3 separate regions of the Homo sapiens genome follow, and all the other regions are linked to region 2. A link is a contact called in ENCODE Hi-C or POLR2A ChIA-PET data. All regions are on one chromosome and are shown on one strand. Each heading gives the region's core, a stretch centred on a gene start or an enhancer-like site at or near the end of the contact. The rest is flanking DNA. Distances are from core to core; before and after follow the strand shown. Region 1 holds the start of DIAPH2-AS1 (DIAPH2 antisense RNA 1). Region 2 overlaps DIAPH2 (diaphanous related formin 2). Region 3 has its middle 52 kb from the start of DIAPH2-AS1.

Region 1 (4,021 bases), core at 747-3,246, 160 kb before region 2:
CAGTTGTTGAGGACAAGGGCTGCAACTCACAGCTTTCTCTCTGCAAATGCTTTCCACAAAGTATTCCATGCATTGTTCTGGAATTGGATATTCTCTAAGGTCCAAAAATTCCTATAATGGCAGGAACTTCACCTTCTATGTGTTTGGATCATCCTGGCATTTAATACATATATACGATGAATAAAAATAAGAAACTTGCATGATTTTAAAGTCATATAATTGGATAAATATTTCAAGAAAATCTCTATTCCTATCCTCACAAATATAAAGCATACCTTCCCGTTGCTCCCTACAAGTTATCTCGCAGAAAAAAAGAGGAAGATGTCTTACATTCAAGTGCTTAATTCCAAGGGACATTTTCCAAATTATTCTTAATAATGTACTCTCTGGAAAACACGCATTAGTCTGGAACAACTTAATATGGGTTTTAGATGCTTATGATGTAAACGTACAAAATTGGGGAAGGCAGTTAAGATAATGAAATTTAACACAGACCTATTAATTGTTTACAGGGTGTGACGTCATAGTACTAAGTGTTGGAGATCATTGTAAACAAGCCTTTGAAAGATTACTTAAGATTTCCCTGCAGTAAATACCTAACGAAGATCACCAATATACACATGCAAGATGAATGGAAAAGCCAATGGACCTAGTGGTATGCAAATGAGTATTTGTGGCTTGCGGAAAAAGCCTGACATTGATACTCTGATACACAGATTAAAGTGTTGTATCTCTAAAAACTTAGGTGGACATGAATGTAATATGCTCTGGAAAACTGTTAGATGACACAAAAATTAGCTCCAGTGCTTCTAGAAACACCAATGTCAGAGATACGCGTGAAGTTTCAATAGAATTGTTTTACAAAATGAGATAGTGGGGAGGAAAAGCAAAGTATCATACCTGAAGAGATTATTCTGCATCATCTACAATTTGAATATATCTGTATAACTAAACAAATTAAATTTCATAACTACACATTTCACTGTTTCGTCTACATTTCTAAAAGTCCAGCTACACTCAAAATGGTCATAAAACTTTTTTAAAGTTTTATTAGGAAAATGTGGGCTCACCTTATCCACCATATTTATTACAACTTTTTGAATCCAGGGTTGTATAAATAGCTCACTTAGCTCACAACAATAGTAAGAGCTGCTGTTTACTTAGCATTTAGTGGATACCATGCACTGTGTTAAGTGACTTGCATATATTGCGTCAATCATTCTTAAAAGGATCCCGTATGATAGGTATTATAAAACCATTTTACAAATGAGAAGAGTAAGCCTCCAAGAAATTAAAAAGCTTGCATAAGATCATGTAGTTAATAAGTGGTGGACATCTGTGGAGTTTCAAAGTCCGTAAGCTGACCCCCATACCAGATGGCATCCACAAGCACTAAGCCTGGATTTCTAGGTCCATGACTTTGACAGGAAGGTACTTTGTGTAAATGCAGGTGGAGTCCAAAGTAGGACAAGAACAAGAAGCTTTGCAAACCATTACCAGTATTACTATCTTCAATACTAATCCTTTTAATACTTTAAAAATATTTTTAAAACTAAAGCCATGAAGAATACCAAATTCATGATCAATTTAGCCTTGTGATTCTATTTTTGGTGGGAGTCACCAAGGGATGCTTTGTAGAAAGGATGGCTTTTCCTCCTTGGTTTCTCTTACAAAGCAACCATGTATCTATAGTGCATGAGTTGACCTGAATCACTTCACTTTTTAAACATGCTATTTCTTTAGAACTTCCAGGATAAGTTGTTCTGTGAGTCATGTATGGTACTTCCCTTTCCCCATTTGTTTCTGCAATGCTTCAAAGATACCCTTTACTATGGTTTGAGTGTTTGTAGTCCTCTAAAATTTATGTTGAAACTTAATTCTTACTGTAGCTGTATTAAGAGGTGGGACCTTTGGAGAAGTGATTAAGTCATAAGGGTTCTATCCTCATGAATGGGATTAATGCCCTTACAAAAGAGGCCTTAGAGAGCTCCCTGGCCCTTCTACTCCTTCTGCTATGCGAGAACACAGCGTTTGTCCATTTCACAATGTGAGGATACAGCAAGAAGTGTCATCTTGGAAGCAGAGAGCAAACACTCATCAGACATTAAATCTGACAGCACCTTGATCCTGGACTTCCCAGCCTCTAGAAATGTAAGCAATAAATTTCTGTCGTTTACAAATTACCCAGTCTCAGGTAGAGCAGCCTGAACAGATTAAGGTTTCAACATGCTTGGGTTTGGTAAATAGGTTTGCATTTATCCTATCCAAATGTTTATGATTTCTTGATTTCAAAAACACTGAGCATAGCCTCTGCATCCTTACACTGTAGAATGGATGAACATTGTGTCCTCACATGGCAAAAGGAGTGGAAGGGCCAGGCAGCTCTTTGAAGCTTCTCACTCAACTATTATATTTTCCAAGAGAAGAGCACTAATTGTTTTGGTCTTTCATAACAGGGAATTTTCACCCATTTTTACTTCATTACAAAGGGCCTTCTCTAGCCTGATGCAGCAGCCTGTTTTTAAACAGAAGCAGCAATCAGAATTACTTGCAATAATTCATCCTGTCTGGAGGACCCTAATCTTGTACTAAGGAAGTAGAATGTCTTCTGTTAGGATGCCAATCTCTTTCCTGAGACTGATCTGCAGAGTGTGGACCATTGTGATTACAACACCTTCCTGAGCTAATTTTTTTTTTTTCACAGAATGGTTACCAGTCACTCCTAGATCCCTTTTTCAAGTTTGAAACTGAGAAGGCAAAGCCTGCCAGCCTGTGAATGCAGCCTAGCTTCTTTCACTTTCATTTTTCACTAAATGCTTTACCGTATCCACACGAAGCTCATCTGCCACTTCTCGGCCCACTCAGGAGCCTCACGAGAGCTTCATGCAGTAGATCCCTGGCAGCTTGGCATTTCACTTTCAGTGAACTCAGAACAGCTGAGTGTAAACTGCAAACTCTCCTACTTTAGTTTCCTTAATTTTTTTATTGAGGCCTCAGAGTAATTAAACTGATAACGTATGGAGCTGAGAGAGAAATATTAAGTGTAAAATTATCTGCCAATTAAAAAAAGCAAGCTCCATGCTATGATAGTTTTTTTCTTTTTATTAAAAAATTCACCCTTCCTCACAGTGATGATGAAAAGTAAATAACATAAGCCTACATTTAGACATGCTACTGACCTCTCATACCTCTGAAGGGATAAAACTGAAGGATTAATCTGCCAAACATCCTAAAATGCATCTACTTTCATTGTCATCATTCCCTCCAATTGGTCTCTCCAGGTTGATTTGTAATTCTATATGCCTCGTATATATTTAAAGAGCCTAATGTTTATCATTACTTCATTTTTAAAATTTTTATTTCCTACTCTAGGAAACCTTATTAATTTTTATAACACTCCCTTTTCAGATTACAAGATAAATAAAATAGATTTCTAGTTTTCTCAGATATGCTTCAATTGTATGAGGGCTTATTATAAATACAGAAAAAAAATCAATTAGCAGAATTCTAATTTTCCTGTGGACATTTCAACAGAAAATAACAAAGATTGTGAAATTCTATTATAGCTATTTTACTACATAAGGGAAATATTATCCTGAGGGCTTTTTATTTTTGCCAAATACAAAGTTAATTTGTGCAAGCCAACCATACATAGATTTGGGGGGTATCTTTGTTAATTTGTACCACAAAGTGGTGGTGTTGGAGTAGGTAATAACCTTGGCATTCTCCTCATCTATAGCCTAGAAAAACACCCATTGAACTATAGGGTGTTCCCTTAATATCTACCTTAGTTTTAAGTTCTGTCCTGAACACAGTTCACTTTTGTCAATTAAAATTCCCGAATATTTCCCAATCCCATAAGTAGAAGCAGCACGATATAGTGGAGAGAACACCAAATTTGGACTCAGAGAAGCTTTAGGCTCAAATTCTGGCTCAGCCTCATGCAAGCCAGGAAATTAGGAGTAAGTCACATGGCCTTTCTTAATTTTTTTTTTGAGAGGGAGTCTTGCTCTGTCACCCA
Region 2 (4,249 bases), core at 256-2,755:
TCCAGATGGATGCTCTGAAATGCTAAAAAAGAATGAAGAGTAAAATGTGGAGCTAGGGCCATGGTATACTCCTGTAATCCTAGCTAGTGGGGAGGCTGACGCAGGAGGATCACTTGAGCCCAGGAGTTCGTGGCCAGCCTGAGCAACACAGTGAGACTCCCTTGTCTAAAAAAAAAAAAAAAAATGAATAATATGTGGGTAAGTATAAATGAACATTAACTGAATAAAAATAATGATCCTACTGTCTTGTTCTAAGGTGGGTAATACAAGACCTTGACATCAATACTGTATGCTTGTTTACACAAAAACAAATACTGCATGATCTCACTTAGATGTGCAATCTAAAAAAGTCAATCTCATAAAAGCAGAAAGAGTGGTGGTTGCCAACAGCTGGGGGAAGAGATGGGCAGATGTTGGTTAAAGAGTACAAAGTTCCAGTTAGACAGGATGAATAAGTTCTGGAGACTGATTGTACAGCATGGTGGTTATAGTTAATAATACTGTATTGTACCCTAAAAAATTGCTCAGAGAGTAGATCTAAAATGTTCTCACCACCAAAAAAGTATATGAGGTGATGAATATGTTAATTAGATTGATTTAATCATTTCACAATGTATACATATGTCAAAACATCACATAGTACACTGTCAATATGTACAATTTATTTGTCAATTATACCTTAGGAGAGCTGAAAAAAAGAAAAAGATGCCGTATATCTTTCTAACCAGCTTTATACTTCAATGGAATTTTGAAAAATAAGCTGTGATAGTAAATTATATTGTTAACAGAAACACATACAAATACTCATGTTGGAATCTATCTAATAATATGTGGATATTCACACATACATTATATATACTGTAACCTTTGCTATTTTTAAAAGGCATCTTTGCTAATGAGTTCAGCTAACAAAACCATATCCATATTCACTTTTGAAGATATTGAGGTGAAGTGATATTGATCTCACATATATTTCCACACCTACCATAGCACACAAAACACCTATGAATATTCAATGTCTACATAGTCAAGGATTAAGGTCCAAATTCATGTGTGCTTTCCTACCACTCTTCTAAGATAAATACTCCTTTAATATCAGTGAAAATAAAAACATACTGCTGAAAGCATCTGTATTCCTAGGATGCTCCTAAAAATTAGTAGTTGTTAGTTATTGCTAAACTCCACATCTGGGTGTGACCAAAATGTATACAGTATGAGAGGTATATTATAGCATAAGGGGGCATTACATTTCCAAAAGATTTTGAATCAACCTAATGATTTTCAGAAATGTAATGAAAGAGAAAAACAGGTCCTTCTACAGTGCCTAATAAAACTGTGAAAACACAAAGTAGAGAAAAATGTAAGAAAACAGAAAGAGGCTGCTTAATGCCTTTCAAATAGAAACTGAATTGCTGAGGCAGTTCTCACCACCTTATTTATATATCGGGTTGCTCACAAATCATGATGTCACCCACCAGGAAGCAATGCATCAGGAGGAGCATGACAGTGCAACAAGCCCAAAGAAGGAGGGGAGAGAGGTGCAGCAGAATGATAAAAATGTATCAACTCGAAAAATCCAAATGGTTTTACAGATGAATATTATATGAAAGCATTACATGCAAATAAGAAATTAGTTTCAGAAACTGTCTACAGGCCAAACAAACCAACATAAAAGAGGATGCTTATAACAAAGGACTTACATTTGGTGAACCAAAACTGGGTACTCCTTGAATATCAGAGATTGAAGAGATGGCTAACTTCCACCAAAAGGTTTCCTTTCCCTACCATATCTGTGAGACAAGCAACTAGTCTCTTATGTCCCATCTCAAACAACAACAAAAATATGACAACAAACAAAACAAACAAAACCTGGCATATGGTCCTACTTTCCATTTAAATAATACATTTTTTTCTTTAAGACATACTGTCTTAAAGTAAATTTTTGAGATGGCTCCTCAATACAGACTTCTGGTTTTACTTTGGTATGTCAGCATCAATTAGTCTTTAGTTACTTTGTCTTTAAAAAAAATCACATCCGGCCGGGTGCAATGGCTCACGCCTATAATACCAGACTTTGGGAGGCCGAGGCAGGTGGATCATGTGGTCAGCAGTTCAAGACCAGCCTGGCCAAGATGGTGAAACCCCGTCTCTACTAAAAATACAAAAATTAGCCAGGCGTGGTGGTGGGTGCCTGTAATCCCAGCTACTCAGGAGGCTGAGGCAGAGAATTGGAATTGCTTGAACCCGGGAGGCGGAGGTTGCAGTGAGCTGAGGTCGCACCATTGCACTCCAGCCTGGGAGACAGAGCAAGACTCCATCACAAAAAAAAAAAAAAAAAATCACATCCTTCAGAAGAAATGTTAACTACTAAAGTCTAGGGCACATGATCTCTTTTCCTAAGATTATACTTATCTGTGGTTTTAAAAGAGCTAACTCATACATTTCCTTATAAAGATGTTTACCTTGCTCCTCTAGGGTCTTAAAAAAAGAGAGAGGATGAGGGAGAATAGGCTGAAAACTGCACTGCCAACCATTGCCCCTACCCCCACTTCCACCCTTGAGGAGGGAGGTATCTTTTGGAGGTTTCATCTACTGTCAGGGTTACTCAGTTGAAAATAGATACTTTCAACATGCTTTAGCCACAGGAGCTTACAGGATTACTTAAAAGTACAGGCTGCATGTGAATGTACTGTGGGGGAAGGAATGTGGTTACATTTAAAGGTTAATGTAACCATAGTTCATCTCTATAGCTCAATCTCGATTTCCCCTCAAAACATGATCAGATAGCCCTTAGAACAAAGCTGTATTGACTATTTGAGTGAAGAAAAAAGAGATGCAAAGAACGGTATAACAAGACCTAACAACATAATGGATTCTGGTGATGCTGGATAGAGAGCTCTGACTCAGAACCAGTTGCCTCAAACAAGTTAAGCATCTTTTTAAAACACTGGGGAAGACACAGGGGAGGTAGTTTCATATACCATGCTGAAGTTCAGTAGAATGAGGTCGGTTAAGCACTCTGTCCTGAGACATACACTTTTCATTTTCAATTGTTTTCAAATAGAAAGAGAGAAATCCCCTTTTCAAGTTGGATTGTTTAAATGCACCTACAGCTACTCCTGTCTAGCAAAGGCTAGGCAAGCTCTCCCTACTGATGCATTTCAAAAAAGGTTCAATTGGCAAAAGAAAGCAAGTGCAAAGGGTTTTTGACAAAAGAGGACTAGAGGGAACACATTTTCCTTTCACAGAAATACTGTTCTAGAAAATCAGACAAGGTAGTGACTCAACCAAGAATGTGTAGATATTGGTGAGATCAACAGGAAATTTGGAAAACTTCTTCAACTTCAAACACTCAACTGCGTAAAATTATTAGCTAAAAAATTGGGGTAGGGATTACATTATAAAAATATGGGACTAAAGAGACAAACAAAACAAGACACTATGATTTACAGATTACAACACAGCCTAAACCAGCATACTCTGAGAATGTGGTTATCTTATACCACAGAACCACACGGATGTAAAAGGAACCTCCTGGACCCTGTCCAATCCTCAGCAGGGCTATGCCTGAGTCTTCCTAGACCTATATGCATCCATCCTATTTAATGATGCCCCAAATAATTCCTACGCAACTTTCTCCAGGGCTCAGCAAATAGAAAAGGCTAAATCAAATACAGGAGCTCTGAAATATCTAGTCTGACAAAAAGAATTTTTTTTTTTAAAGTACATTTAAAGTAGATTCCAGTGCTGGTTCAAACAAATAAAAGTATTATGCCATCCATAGTTAATTGCACATTTAAAAGGATAATTATTTTTTGATTTTCAAATGAATCATACCATCATCTTCTAAGCTGTTACGAAATAGCATATGAAACCTACTGTTGATATATATGACAAGCAGGTATTCTAAGTTTAGGTTTTAATGTCTTCCTAATACCATTGTGACAAAGGTATAATTGCTTTCTTAAACGATGTCTTCTTTTCCATTTTATCCCACTAACAAGTTAAGATACTATATACTTTATAGGTTGTTCATGTGTGAGGGGTGTAACAGAGGACTGAGGATTGACTATTTATAAAAAAAGAAATATAGATGATTTTAAGAGATTATATATGATATGTGAAAAATATTATATGCTACATACGGTCCTGTGTGAGTATATACATACACCTATGGGACTACATGAAGCAACAACCATTATTTCTTACAGAACAGACACACATAAGAGAGGGAGAAAGGCTGATAGTT
Region 3 (4,317 bases), core at 124-2,623, 220 kb before region 2:
ATCAATATTATGCTACCTTATATCGCAGAGAAAAAATAGGCATATTGCTTTCTTAAAACAGGAAATAAAGATTCGTAAAAATGTGGCTGCTGGTAGGGATAAGATGAAGGCTATGGAAACCAGGAGCCTGAACTCTCCACTGGGGATGAATGTCCATTCCAGTGTCTTTGCAAGGGTCAGGGGAGGGGGAGAAATGGTAGGACATGCAAGATGTTGATCATAAAAGGGCATAGGTTTAAGGAAGTCAAGAAACACTTTTGAATTTAGGTATAAAGAAATACCTATGGGAACTATCCAGGCTAAAATACTACCTGGGGTTGGAGGGAAAGAGACAGCTAAAGAAACTGCATTTAGGGCCACAAACCTTCAATAAGGAGTCAGAGTGTAAGAAATAAAGAGCAAATGAAGCAGGGGAAGAAAAAAGCCCTGGTGCCCCCTCTTTGCAAGCGCACGGCTACCCTGACATCCTTGGAAGTTAAAGAACAGTGAATGCTGTCTACAGCAACAGTGGTGCTGAGAGCCACAGCTCTCGGGGTATTTGGGATGTAGTGCTGGAAGCCCTGGCTTTCAAACATGGTTCTTTCACAAATAAGGTATGATCATCTCTGTAGACCTCATAGACTTACGAGGCTCAAACAAGTTGCTAGATGTAAAAGCATCTGTGAGCTCTTAAAGGATATGTGCTTGTGTGTCGACCCTCCCTGTCCCACAACCCCACCCAAGATAATCAAAAGCCCTCAAAGATAAGTGAGATAATTGAGTTAGAATGCACCAAGCCCCTCAGAAGGAAGTTAGAGTATGGAAATATTAATAAGAATGACCCATATTTGCTTCTTGCTGATAATGCTTTTCTTTAAAGGAATGACACCAAGAGAGTCCAACTGTTGTAATGCCCTCAACTGTTGTAAGTGGGCTGCAGTGCCACATTTTTAGCAGCCAAGTACTTTGTTTCCAATTCAAAAGCAATAGTTCATTTTTTTGCAATTTCTTGCCAGAATCTGGAGAGAGACACCTATATAAATGTTGCATGAATACAATGATCATCTTCTTCCTATTGTTTGAGGCCGTATACCAGATATCAGCTCATGATGAGCTGTTGGTCACATCTGGCCAAAGCCCTTCAGGAAACTTTGAGATTGAAATCACTGGTGGAGCAGAGTTCACGAAGGGCCAAAGATGAAGAATGTAGTTTCTCTAAAAGTGAAATAATGGGACAATAACTGTCAGCCAAATGTCTCGGAGAGCTCACAGTCCCTTTTGATGAAATTCCATGTTTCTTACTTGAAAGGGCTGCACCCATGATTAGGACTTCCTCCTCTTGATCAGTGACTCAGACCTGAGTCAGTCAGAAAGCAAAACCAGGCCTGACCCAGCCAGTCCCATCAAGCAGAGAAGTAGACAGCTTCAGGGGAGGCAGGGGTGAGCAGAGCTGCCAAGAGCAAAAAGAAACCATTCATATCACCTTAGATACCACGGCTCTTCCTACTCCAGGTGCTTCCTGGAGAGGTATAGATGCAAAACTATAGGAGTCTTTAGAAGAAGCAACCAGCCGGACTGTCTTGAAACGCGATCAGAAAGTAAGTAAAGTTGACATCCGGATATCTCAACTACCCTCTCTCCATCCTGGGCCCCTTCCTGGCCTTCCTGGCTGCTCAGGTTTCATCTCATTCCTGGCTCTCCTTTATGTCCTCTTGTCCTGTGTCCTGTTCCTAAATGTCTTCCCTAATTAAGTCCTGGTCTGGACAATTTATTAGAGCTAAGCAATTAATAGCTGCTAATGGCTTTGCTTCTGAACATGGGCTTTCTATCTTAAAGCACAGGAGTGAGTACAGTGGCAATTAGACATTGCGGGTGATCTCTCCCCTTCTATCACATGGACACCATGGGTGACAGGCTGGCACTGTAGGGCAAAATTTCCATTGTGCTTCAGAGGTACAATATCGAACACAGTGTTATATTTTTCCTTTACCTCAGACCGAGAGAACTCAAAGAGTTAGACACTACAATTCAATATGTCAAGATTAAAGCAATTATTGTAAATTAGCTTAATCATTCCTCTATATGCCTTTAGCAGCAGTTTTTTTTTCCTATTGTCACTGCCAAATAAATGGAGGCTTGTAAATACAGATAAACTTAACTTTTAAAGGATTGTCTATTCTCAAAGGTTCCAATGCTTTAATTAAAAATGTTCCCATGATATAAAAGAAAGCATCTGTGTTGTGGCAGTGTGAGATACAGGGAGAGCATGAATGAAATATGGAAAGGAAATCATGGCTAACGTGGCTGTCTTTTCATTTCGTCCACATATTTGTTAGTCTAATGACAGCAAGATCTACTCTTAGCATGGTCTCTGACTGATTTTGGAGCTCCTAAAGGCCAGAGAACAGGGAACAGCTTAAATGATTCCCTCCCTTTCAAGCCATAGATTTTAGACTTCTGTGTACGGAACACTCCAGCAAGGAATTACTAAGGGAGTAAGTACTGCAAAAGATGGAGAGCGCTGCTCTCGAGCTTCAATGTGCACACGAATCACCTGAGAGTCTGTTAAAATGCAGATTCTGATTCAGTAGTCTGGGGTGATACCTGAGATGCTTCATTTCTAACAAGTTCCCTGGTGATGCTGATGCTGCTGGACCGTGGAGTATATTTCGAGCAGCAAGGAACACTCTAGATACAGAGTGCAGATAGAGAGGCTTCCCCAGATAGTAGCAGTCAAATGGTGAAGAGGCTTAGTGGAAAAGCAGAACAGTTCTTTTTGAACCAAGTGAAGGGAAGAGGAAACAATAGGGACGCAGAGACGAGGCTGATGACACCTGTGCTCCTGAGGGGTTCAAATATAATAGATTTCAAGCAATATACACCGGAAAGGCATTGGCTCTCACAAGCTAAGGGAGAAAATATGCCTAGGGGTTGGAGTATGTGTTCTGGAGCCATATTGCCTGGGTTCAAGTTCCATCTCTATCACTTTCTGATAGACACTTTGATCATGCTACCTTACCTCCCTGAGCCTTAGTTGAGTCATCTGTAAAATATGAATAATAGAGTTTATCTCAGGATGATTGTGGGGATTAAATAAAATGAAGGGTGTAAAGCTTTCGAATAGTATCATCCACATAGTGCTCATTAAGTGGTAGCTATTGTAACGCTTCCCATTTTTGAGCTGATACTGTTATAAGTACTACTGGGCTTTATTCAAGCGCTGGAGAGCCATTATAGTGCCATGTTGGCTTTTGATGTGAATCTCAAAGCAGCTTCCATTATTTGAGACATAGGAAAAGGCAGTGATTTTGGATTTAAGTAATTGAAATTCAAGACAAAAATGTTAAAATGGGGAAAAAAAACTCCCTCTCAGAAAGTACACTTATTATGTGCTTTGACCTTTGTCACTGCCTCTGCCTATAACTTCTCTGGCTGGAGAATCATTTGAATGAGGAAAGAATGATTTAAAAATAAAAATGAACTAGAGAAACAAACTGTATTCTGTCTCTGCCAAAAGGAAATGTACAATCGGGGTAATTATCATCCAGCCTGGGGCAGGCCAGGCCCAAGGGAAAGGAAAGGAGGGAAGAAATCCTAGAGAAAGATATTTACGAGCCCATCAAGCATGCAATGAGAATCACGGAGTTGTAGGTACTGTCCTGGGATGAATAAAGGCATTAGACATTGCCTCTCTTTCAGGGGATTATAGTCTAGTTGGGAAGACATTAGAATAAAATATACACACAGAGAGAGAAGTAGATAGGTCCATACATACCAACTGTGGGAAAGTTCCAGTGAGGAGACTTGTTTAAAACAAAGAGTGTGTTTCTGGGGAGTAAAGATTAGTCTAGAAAGGAAAGTTGGGCCTGACTGTGAAGGTGTCAGGAGTTTGAGACCAGCCTGGTCAACATAGCAAAACCCTGTCTCTACTAAAAATACAAAAAAATTAGCCGGGCGTGGTGGCGCATACCTGTAATTCTAGCTACTCGGGAGGCTGAGGCAAGGAGAATTGCTTGAACCGAGGAGGCGGAGGTTGCAGTGAGCTGGGCTGGCGCCACTGCACTCCAGCCTGGGTGACAGAGTGAGACTCTGTCTCAAAAAAAAAAAAAAAAAAAAAAGAAAGTAAGAAAGAAAGAAAGTATGCTGTGGGCAATTAGAAGTTAATGTTATTTTCCTGGGGGTGAGAGTGTCAAATGCAAAAGAGCATTTTAAGAAGATCATTCTGATTGAGCAATTTAATAAATATTTATTGAGTATTGTGTATAGCACCAGAGTCCAGGATGCAGAGCTTTGCGAGGATACGGAAAAGAAGACAAAATGTATACCCTTCAAAAATTA

What was found. A loop is a pair of places that touch in the nucleus more often than their neighbours do. ChIA-PET counts read pairs that join two places held with the same protein, here RNA polymerase II (POLR2A). Pooled maps may share reads with other maps.
Region 1: a loop to region 2 is called in a map of naive thymus-derived CD4-positive, alpha-beta T cell, with 2.8 times the contacts of the local background. The contact joins the promoter of DIAPH2-AS1 here to the enhancer-like site in region 2. A Hi-C loop is called at or near these places in 1 of 168 maps with a recorded cell type or tissue (naive thymus-derived CD4-positive, alpha-beta T cell), 14 of 37 single-sample maps with no recorded cell type and 12 of 50 pooled maps. POLR2A ChIA-PET finds 5 or more read pairs at or near these places in 1 of 52 experiments (activated CD4-positive, alpha-beta memory T cell).
Region 3: a loop to region 2 is called in a map with no recorded cell type, with 10 times the contacts of the local background. The contact joins two enhancer-like sites. A Hi-C loop is called at or near these places in 3 of 37 single-sample maps with no recorded cell type and 3 of 50 pooled maps.

The regions. Positions count from the first base shown.
Region 1 is chrX:97,562,510-97,566,530 of GRCh38, reverse strand. It overlaps DIAPH2-AS1 (DIAPH2 antisense RNA 1), which reads left to right and starts at 1,996. Exons shown (of 3, transcript NR_125391.1): 1 at 1,996-2,151. All of the region lies in intron 26 of DIAPH2 (diaphanous related formin 2), which reads right to left. RefSeq lists an enhancer at 2,685-2,974.
Region 2 is chrX:97,396,832-97,401,080 of GRCh38, reverse strand. All of the region lies in intron 25 of DIAPH2 (diaphanous related formin 2), which reads right to left. Among named protein-coding and RNA genes, the nearest start is that of DIAPH2-AS1, 170 kb to the left of the region's middle. RefSeq lists an enhancer at 2,551-2,640. Within about 2 kb of position 1,505, at least 3 of the 41 ENCODE cell types and tissues checked have a DNase peak (open chromatin) inside an H3K27ac peak, as active enhancers do.
Region 3 is chrX:97,614,372-97,618,688 of GRCh38, reverse strand. No RefSeq gene overlaps it. Among named protein-coding and RNA genes, the nearest start is that of DIAPH2-AS1, 52 kb to the right of the region's middle. RefSeq lists a silencer at 1,372-1,421 and an enhancer at 881-2,080. Within about 2 kb of position 1,373, at least 3 of the 41 ENCODE cell types and tissues checked have a DNase peak (open chromatin) inside an H3K27ac peak, as active enhancers do.